Regions from separate parts of the Homo sapiens genome. Here region 2 is linked to region 1. A link is an interaction called in ENCODE POLR2A ChIA-PET data of the cell type or tissue named here. Cell type or tissue: PC-9. All regions are shown on one strand.

Region 1 (4,000 bases):
GAGAGAAGTGTTAGGTATAACTCCCTGCTGTCTGGTTTTCTGGATGGATCGATGATGGTGCCAGTAACTCAGTAAACAGGAAATTCTGAAAAAGGAGTTTTGGTAGGAGAAGAGTATACTAGCTCAGTTTTGGACATGTTAAGTTTGAGTTATTTGTGAGAGACACAGATGAAGATCAGGTCTGAAGCTCAGAAAAGAGACCTAAATTGGAGATAAAAATTTGAGGTTTATTGGTTTCTAGGTGGTAACCAAAGCTTATTGAATGAGATCACCTACACTGAGATTGTGAAGTGAAAAAAGGGCCCAAGGAGAAAGCTTTGAGGAACTTACAGAAGAGGAAGAACTCACAAAAGAGACTGAGAAGGAACTACCAGGGTGTTAAGAAGAAAACCTGTGTGATCACAGGAAAAATACCTCTGATGCTGAGCCCAATACAATTCTGACCCACAGCACATGTTAGAAGTGTCAGATCAGAGGCCCGGTGCAGCGGCTTATGCCTGTAATCCCAGCACTTTGGGAGGCCAAGGCAGGAGGATCAGTTGAGGCCAGGAGTTCAAGACCAGCCTGGTCAACAGGGCGAAACCCTGTCTCTACTAAAAATACAAAAATTAGCCAGCTGTGGTGGTACACCCCTGTAATCCCAGCTACTTGGGTGGCGCATGCCTGTAATCCCAGCTACTTAGGAGGCTGAGGCAGGAGAATTGAACTCTGTCTCAAAGAAAAAGAAGTGTCAGATTAGATATATAAAATATAAGAATTGGCAAGGGATCTCTGAATTATTTTAGTCTGGTGTCTTCAGATATAAAGATAAATACCTATTCAGGTGAAACTCAAAAATGACCAATAGGCATAGCCAGGACTTCCAAACCAGAAGTATTGTTTTCCTATTTAAAATAATTTGGAAAGTTACCATCTCTCATTTGTATTATAAAGAGTATTCCTCAGAGGAAACAGGTAAATTAAGCTATTACTTTGTTGTTGTTGTTGGTGTTGTTGTTTTCCTTTTTGGAAACAGGGTCTAGCTCTCTCACCCAAGCTGGAATTCAGTGGCATGATCTCGGCTGACTGCAATCTCTGCCTCCCAGGCTCAAGTGATTCTCCTGCCTCAGCCTCCCGAGTAGCTGGAACCACAATCACAGGCATGCACCACCATGCCCAGCTAATTTTTTGTACTTTTTGTAGAGGCAGGGTCCATGTTGTGCGGGCTGGTCTTCAACTCCAGGGCTCAAGTGATTTGCCCGCCTCGGCCTCCCAAAATCCTGGGATTACAGGCATGAGCCACTGTGCCCAGCGAAAGTATAACTATTATATAGGAAACTGAGGGCCGAGGTTGCAATGAACTGAGACTGTGCTACTTCACTCCAGCCTGGGCAACAGAGTGAGACTCTGTCTCCAAAAAAAAGGAAACTGAGGCATCAGGAAGTTAAAAGGAACTTGATATCCCCAATAAAGTTAAAGAGTACAAGACTGTAATTTTTAACCTCATTTTCCGAGACCTTCTCTTTTCTTTTTTGAGACAGGGTCTTTCTGTGTCACCCAGCCTAGAGTGCAGTGGTGTATTCATAGCTCACTGCAATCTCAACCTCCTAGACTCAAGCAATCTTCCCACCTCAGCCTCCCAAGTAATTGGGACTACAGGCATGCACCACCATGCCTAGCTAATTTATTTTTAAGAGATGGGGGTCTCACTATGTTGCCCAGGGTGGTCTTGAATTCCTGGCCTCAAGCAATCCTCCCACCTTGGCTTCTCAAAGTGCTGGGATTACAGGTGTGCACCACTGGGCTCAACCCAGACTTTTTCTTTAAGTTTATTTTTTAATTTCTTAATATTTCTTCGGTTTCAGACCCTGACAGACTTTCTGAGAGTACAGTATTTAAAGGCTTTTTTACATTTCCACTTCGTCTTCAGCCACCTTAAACTCCTTTCCATTTTTACCTCAAGGATTTCCCTCCCATCAGATTTGGTGAGCCTTGTCTCCCTATTATTCTGGTGAAAGTTTAGAAATCATGAAAATTAAAAACAGCTCATTTCTGTGTTCGATCCCTGCCTCTGAAAGTTAATTTAGTCAATGCAAAAGGGACAGATCTGAGCCTTAATTTTTTTTTTTTTTTTTGTAGATGGAGTCTCACTCTGTTGCCCAGGCTGGAGTGCAATGGCGTGATCTCGGCTTACTGCAACCTCTGCCTCCCAGGTTCAAGCAATTCTCCTGCCTCAGCCTCCCAAGTAGCTGGGATTACAGACATGCACCACCACACCTGGCTAATTTTTTGTATTTTTAGTAGAGACGGGGTTTTGCCATGTTGGCCAGGCTGGTCTTGAACTGCTGACCTCAGGTTATCCACCCGCCTCAGCCTCCCAAAGTTCTAGGGTTACAGGCGTGAGTCACCGTGCCCAGCCTCAGCCTTACTTTTAAAAATTAAAAGATAAATTATTCTTAATTATCCATCTTTATAATTGAAAGTCAGGATAAGGCAGAAATGTGGAATGTTGACTCTACATTGAGTAGATTGGAATAGTATGAGCCCATTAACATCTCAAACCCCAAATTATCTCCCCCTTGCTTTAATGTCTAAAATTCCTTCATTAGTGATTTATGTCCCTTTTTATAACTCTTGTTAAATGCCAATAACACCCTCGAAAGGATTGAAAAACTAACCCATTTTGTGAATGGATATGTTTTATTTCCTCTAGTTCGAAGCACACTCTAGGCAACTTCAGATCACTATGAATCTGGGGTAGGTGAAGAGATTGCTAAATCTAGGGGGAAAGACACAGAAAGAAGAGGTAGGTAACAAGAGAAATATTACCCACTTCAACATTTTGTCCAGGGCCCATGCGCTAAGAAATTATACCTTTGGAGCTCTGGTTATTAATTGTCCCACCCACTGATTGCTATCCACATTTGGCAGCTTTGTATCTAGGTCAAGAAGTAGGCATGTTCTTATGGAGTCTTCTCCCCCGAAACTGAATGTGTGCACAATATACCAAGCAATTTGTGTGACCATAGAAATAGTTTTCTCAGCCAGGCACGGTGGCTCATGCCTGTAATCCCAGCACTTTGGGAAGCCAAGGCAGATGGATCACCTGAGGTCAGGAGTTCGAGACCAGCCTGGCCAACATGGTGAAACCCCATCTCTACTAAAAATAGCAAAATTAGCCGGGCATGGTGGCTCATGCCTGTAATGCCAGCTACTTGGGAGGCTGCGGCAGAAAAATCACTTTAACGCAGGAAGCAAAAGTTGCAGTGAGCTGAGATTGCACCACTGCATTCCAGCCTGGGCAACACAGTGAGACTCTGTCTCAAAAAAAAAAAAAAAAGTTTTCTCCTATACTATAAACATAGTTCTAGAAGAATTTGATGTTCAAAACTTCGTGATAAATTAGGAGTGACTCTAAAAAATGTGACAAATGAAATATTATTTTATCACAAATCAAGCTAAGTTGCTCCTCATCTCTGGACTAAAGATACATATTTTTTGAAACTCTGCCTGGAAAGAAGAATGTAAAGACACAAAATAATATTTAAAAATCTAATTATATTATTCGCTTTTAAGAAACCCATCATGGCATTCCTTTGCTCTTTGAATAAAATCCAGCCTCTTGCTATCGCTTATATGGCTTGCTTATTAATTATTTCTGTCCTTCCTCTAAGTCTACCATCTCATCTACCATTCAGCTTTTTGCTCCAGTCACACTGGCTTTTTAATGTCCTTCAACACACTAGAGTAGTTCCTGCTTTAGGGCCATTACCTCTGCCTCTCTGCCTGGAGTGTTCTTACTCTAAATTTTGCATAGCTGAGTTCTTCACACCAGTCATATGTCAGAAAACATGTCACTCTTAAGAGAGGCCTTTTCTTATTCTATCTAAAATAGTACTCATGGTCAGGCACGGTGGCTCACACCTATAATCCCAGCACTTCGGGAGGCCGAGGCGGGTGGGTTGCTCAAGCCAGGAGTTTGAGAACAACCTGGGCAACATGGTGAAACCCCGTCTCTACA
Region 2 (4,000 bases), 260 kb before region 1:
GGGTTAGGAAAGGTTTCCTTGGAGAAGCAGGTTTGTTTTGACTTGAATGATGAGGAGAGATTAGCCGTATGAGCAGAGAGGGAAAAGTGCTTGAGACAAAGGGAATAAAAGTTTTTTGGAGGAGAGAAGAGTAAGCAGCTTGTCAGTTCTGGAGGTTGGGCTGTGAGGTAGGTAGTAGTGAGAGATGAACTGGGGAGCTAAGCAGGAGGACAGATAATGAAAGGCTTTCTTGGCAAACCATGTTAAGGAATTTGAACTTTATCCCCAGGGCAGTGGAGAGCTATTTCAGTGTTGTAAGCACTTTTTATTATTATTGAAAAATCTTTTATTATAGAAATTTAAAAAAATAAATCTATTTTATTTATTCATTTATTTTGATAAGACTGGTTAATTTTGTATTTTTGGTAGAGACGGGGTTTCACCATGTTGCTGAGGCTGGCCTCGAACTTCAGGGCTCAAGCATTCACTTGCCTCGGCCTCCCAGAATGTTAGGATTACAGGCGTGAGCCCCTGTGCCCAGCCTATTATAGAAAATTTTTAACATTCATAAAACTAAAGAGGACGGTAAAATGAATTCATTTCATCCAGCTTATACAAGTATCAACATATGGCCAGTCTTGTTTTATTAGTACTCCCATTAACTCCTTCCTCCTCTATTGAATTATTTTTAGAGCAGATCCCAGATTATTATTTCTTGTGAATATTTCAGTATGTGGCCAGGCATGGTGGCTCACGCCTGTAATCCCAGCACCTTGGGAGGCCGAGGCGGGGAGATCACCTGAGGTCAGGAATTCAAGACTAGCCTGGCCAACACTATCTCTGCTAAAAATACAAAAATTTGCCCTGCTGTGGCCAGCGCCAGTAATCCCAGCTACTTGGGAGGCCAAGAATTCAGCCTCTCCCTTCAAGGAGAATCACTTGAACCAGGAAGTGGAGTTTGCAGTGAGCCGAGATGGTCCCACTGCACTCCAGCCTGGGCGACAAAGCAAGACTCCGTCTCAAAAAAAAAAAAAAAAGAAAGTTAAGGTCCCTCTATTTTCAAAAGAATGTTATCAAAACACTTTTATTACAGCTAAATAGTAGTATTTATTAATATCAAATATCCAGTCTGTTCAATTTCCTAGAATGTCGCAAACATTTCTTCCTTACCAGTTGGTTTGAGTCAGAATTCCAAACAAGATCTGCATATAAAATTATAGAGTCTCTTTTAATCTCTAGTTCTCCCTCTCTTTTTCTTGGCCATTTATTTGTCTAAGACACCAGGTCATTTACTCTGTAGAATTTTCTGCATTTTGGATTTTGTTGGAAGCATCATTTTGGTATGTTTAAACAGGTTCCTTTGTCCTCTGTATTTCCTATATAAATTGATAATTTGAGCTGAAAGCTTAATCAAATTTATTTTTTTTCTTTTGGGCAAGAATATAGGTGGAACCTATCAAATCAAGAGGCATATGATGTTAGCTTGTCTCTCTATGATGTTAAAATTGATCAGTAGGTTCAGGTGAAATGTGTGTTTTTTTTTTTATTTTAAAGAATATGGTTGCGGAGAAGTAATCAGGAGGTTGCTTTTGATGGGATTTAGTGATTGGATGTGAGTGAAAGGGGAAGAGTCTGAAGACATCCAGGTTTTCAGCTTGAGCTGGTTGAATGATAAAAAGGAAGATAGGAAGAACAGGTTGGGGGAGAGAAGTGGTTGCTTTGGGGCATGTTGAAATTGACATAAAGATGTGTTACAGTCTGGAGCTTGGGACAAAAATCTGGGCTGCATATCCTCTTATCAGTCAGTAAAACATAAAATAAATCTGGGCTGCAGATAAATATTAGTTTTTCATATATGGAGAGTTGAGAGAGTGAGTAGAATAGAGATCTTTGGATAGGACTCTGGAAAATACCACTGGATTTAGTTATCTATTGCGTTATGACAGATTACTCCAAAATGTAGCAATTTAAAACAACAGTTTGTTACCTCATAGTTTTCGTGGGTCAGAACTTTGAGTTCTGGCTCAGGGTCTCTTATGAAGTTGTAGTCAATATATTAGCCAGTGCTGCAGTCATCTGAAAGGCTTGACTGGAGCAGGAAGATCAGCTTCCACGATGACTCACATGGCTGTTGTCAGAAAGTGGCAGTTCCTTGCTGGCTGTTGGAAGGTGGCCTCATTCCTCACCAGGTAGCCTCTCCATTGAGCTGCTTAAGTGTCATCATGACAGAGCAGCTGGCTGTGATCCAAGTGAGAGCAAAGAGGAAGCCTCAATCCCTTTTATGACCTAGTCAGAGACCACCACTTCTGCCTTATTCTGTTCATTAGAGACAAGCCATTAAATTCCACTCATGCTCCTGGGGATGGGAATTTCAGACATGAGGAGGGAAATTAGGCTTTATCTTTTGAAAAGAATTTGTGGACAAATTTTAAACCACCACAATCACAATTTAAGGGATTGGCAGAGGAAAAAAGCTTGCACAGGAGAGTGAAAAGGGATGCCAGAGATGTAAGAGAAAAACTAGAAGAATGTGGCAGTCATGGATGGCAAGGTGGAAGTAGTAAATTGGCTTGAATACTGCTGAAAGGATTAAATAGATGAGATCTAAAGCATATCCATTGGATTGATGAACATCATTGATGTTCTTAGGCAGAGCAGTTTCCATGGAGTGGTAGGTATGGAATGCAGGTTGGAGTGGCTTGAAGAGTAAAGAGGAGGCAGGAAATATATGAAGCGAATGGAGGTTATTCAAGATGTTTCATTGTAGAAAGGGCAAAGAGGACATGGAATGTGGAATGGAGGGGAACAGTTTCTAAAATAGGAATATGCTTAAATGGTGTAGGGATGGGAAGCAAGGTCAATGTTAAAAATGAGGATACAGTCAGGACGCAAGGAGTATAGTAAAGATTTAGGACAATGACAGTGGGAACTGGAAAAAGGAATAGCTAAGGAATAGCTAAATATGATTTGTTTAGTCATTACCCACAAATGTTTAACCCTCTTTCTTGATTTGTATTGCTTTTGGAGAGAGGGTTAGAAACTGAATTAGTAAGTTACCTGGGCTACTCAAGATATTCCTTGTAAAAGGAGTCGTTAGAGAAATCATATGTTCTTTGCTGTTACACACTGTCTGGAAGAGACTTGTAATGACTTTGCATTTTAAAACCACTGCTAGTCAAAACACATTTAAGTGTTATTTGGCAGTCTTTAGCAATGTTTAGTAGATGATAAAAAAATCTACCATCTAATTATTAGATTTTAGATTTTTGAATAGCTTAAATGTATATATTTCTCTTGCAAACATGTAAAAGTAGTCTCAGATTCTCCTGGAAAGGTATCAGCACCACTCCCATCAAACATTTAAAAGCAAATTTATTCTTTTCTAAGTAAACCATTCTTGAATATATCAAATATGATTTTTATTGAGCTTATATATGGTACTTTTTTTTTTTTGTCGGAGTCTCGCTCTGTCACCCAGGTTGGAGTGCAGTGGCACGATCTCCACTCACTACCACCTCCACCTCCTGGGTAGAAGCAATTCTCCTGTCTCAGCCACCCGAGTAGCTGGGATTAAGGCACCCACCACCAGGCCTGGCTAATTTTTGTATTTTTAGTAGAGACGAGGTTTCACCATGTTGACCAGGCTGATCTTGAACTCCTGACCTCAGATCATCCACCTGCCTCAGCCTCCCAAAGTGCTGAGATTACAGGTGTGAGCCACCTTGCCTGGCTATATGGTACATTTTAGTAGTCCAAATCTAATAGAGTAGCTTTAGAATTATAAAAGGAACAAAAGAAAAATTGTATCTAAATCTAAATGGGCTGGGTGCAGTGGCTCATGCCTGTAATCCCCCAGCACTTTGGGAGTCGAGGCAGGTGGGTCACTTGAGGTCAGGAGTTCAAGACAAGCCTGACCAACATGGTAAAACCCCGTCTGTACTAAAAATACAAAAATTAGCCGGGCATGGTGGTACACCTCTGTAATCCCAGCTACTTGGGAGGCTGAGGCAGGAGAATCGCT

What was found. Peaks named below come from ENCODE experiments on the same cell type or tissue, not always from the same donor. Only the 100,000 strongest peaks of a DNase experiment are listed, where the experiment ranks them.
Region 2: POLR2A ChIA-PET joins it to region 1 with 5 read pairs; 2 of 35 experiments call an interaction of 5 or more read pairs at or near these places.

The regions. Positions count from the first base shown.
Region 1 is chr1:51,883,144-51,887,143 of GRCh38, forward strand. No RefSeq gene overlaps it. Among named protein-coding and RNA genes, the nearest start is that of NRDC, 6.4 kb to the left of the region's middle. RefSeq lists a silencer at 180-380. In PC-9, no CTCF peak of the experiment used is centred here; no DNase peak of the experiment used is centred here.
Region 2 is chr1:51,620,506-51,624,505 of GRCh38, forward strand. The region is part of intron 1 of OSBPL9 (oxysterol binding protein like 9); the gene reads left to right. LOC105378719 (a long non-coding RNA gene) reads right to left here and starts at 2,039. Exons shown (of 3, transcript XR_947339.4): 1 at 1,967-2,039. RefSeq lists enhancers at 1,646-2,845, 1,989-2,128. In PC-9, no CTCF peak of the experiment used is centred here; a DNase peak (open chromatin) is centred at 2,146; H3K4me3 peaks cover 2,008 bases; H3K27ac peaks cover 3,788 bases.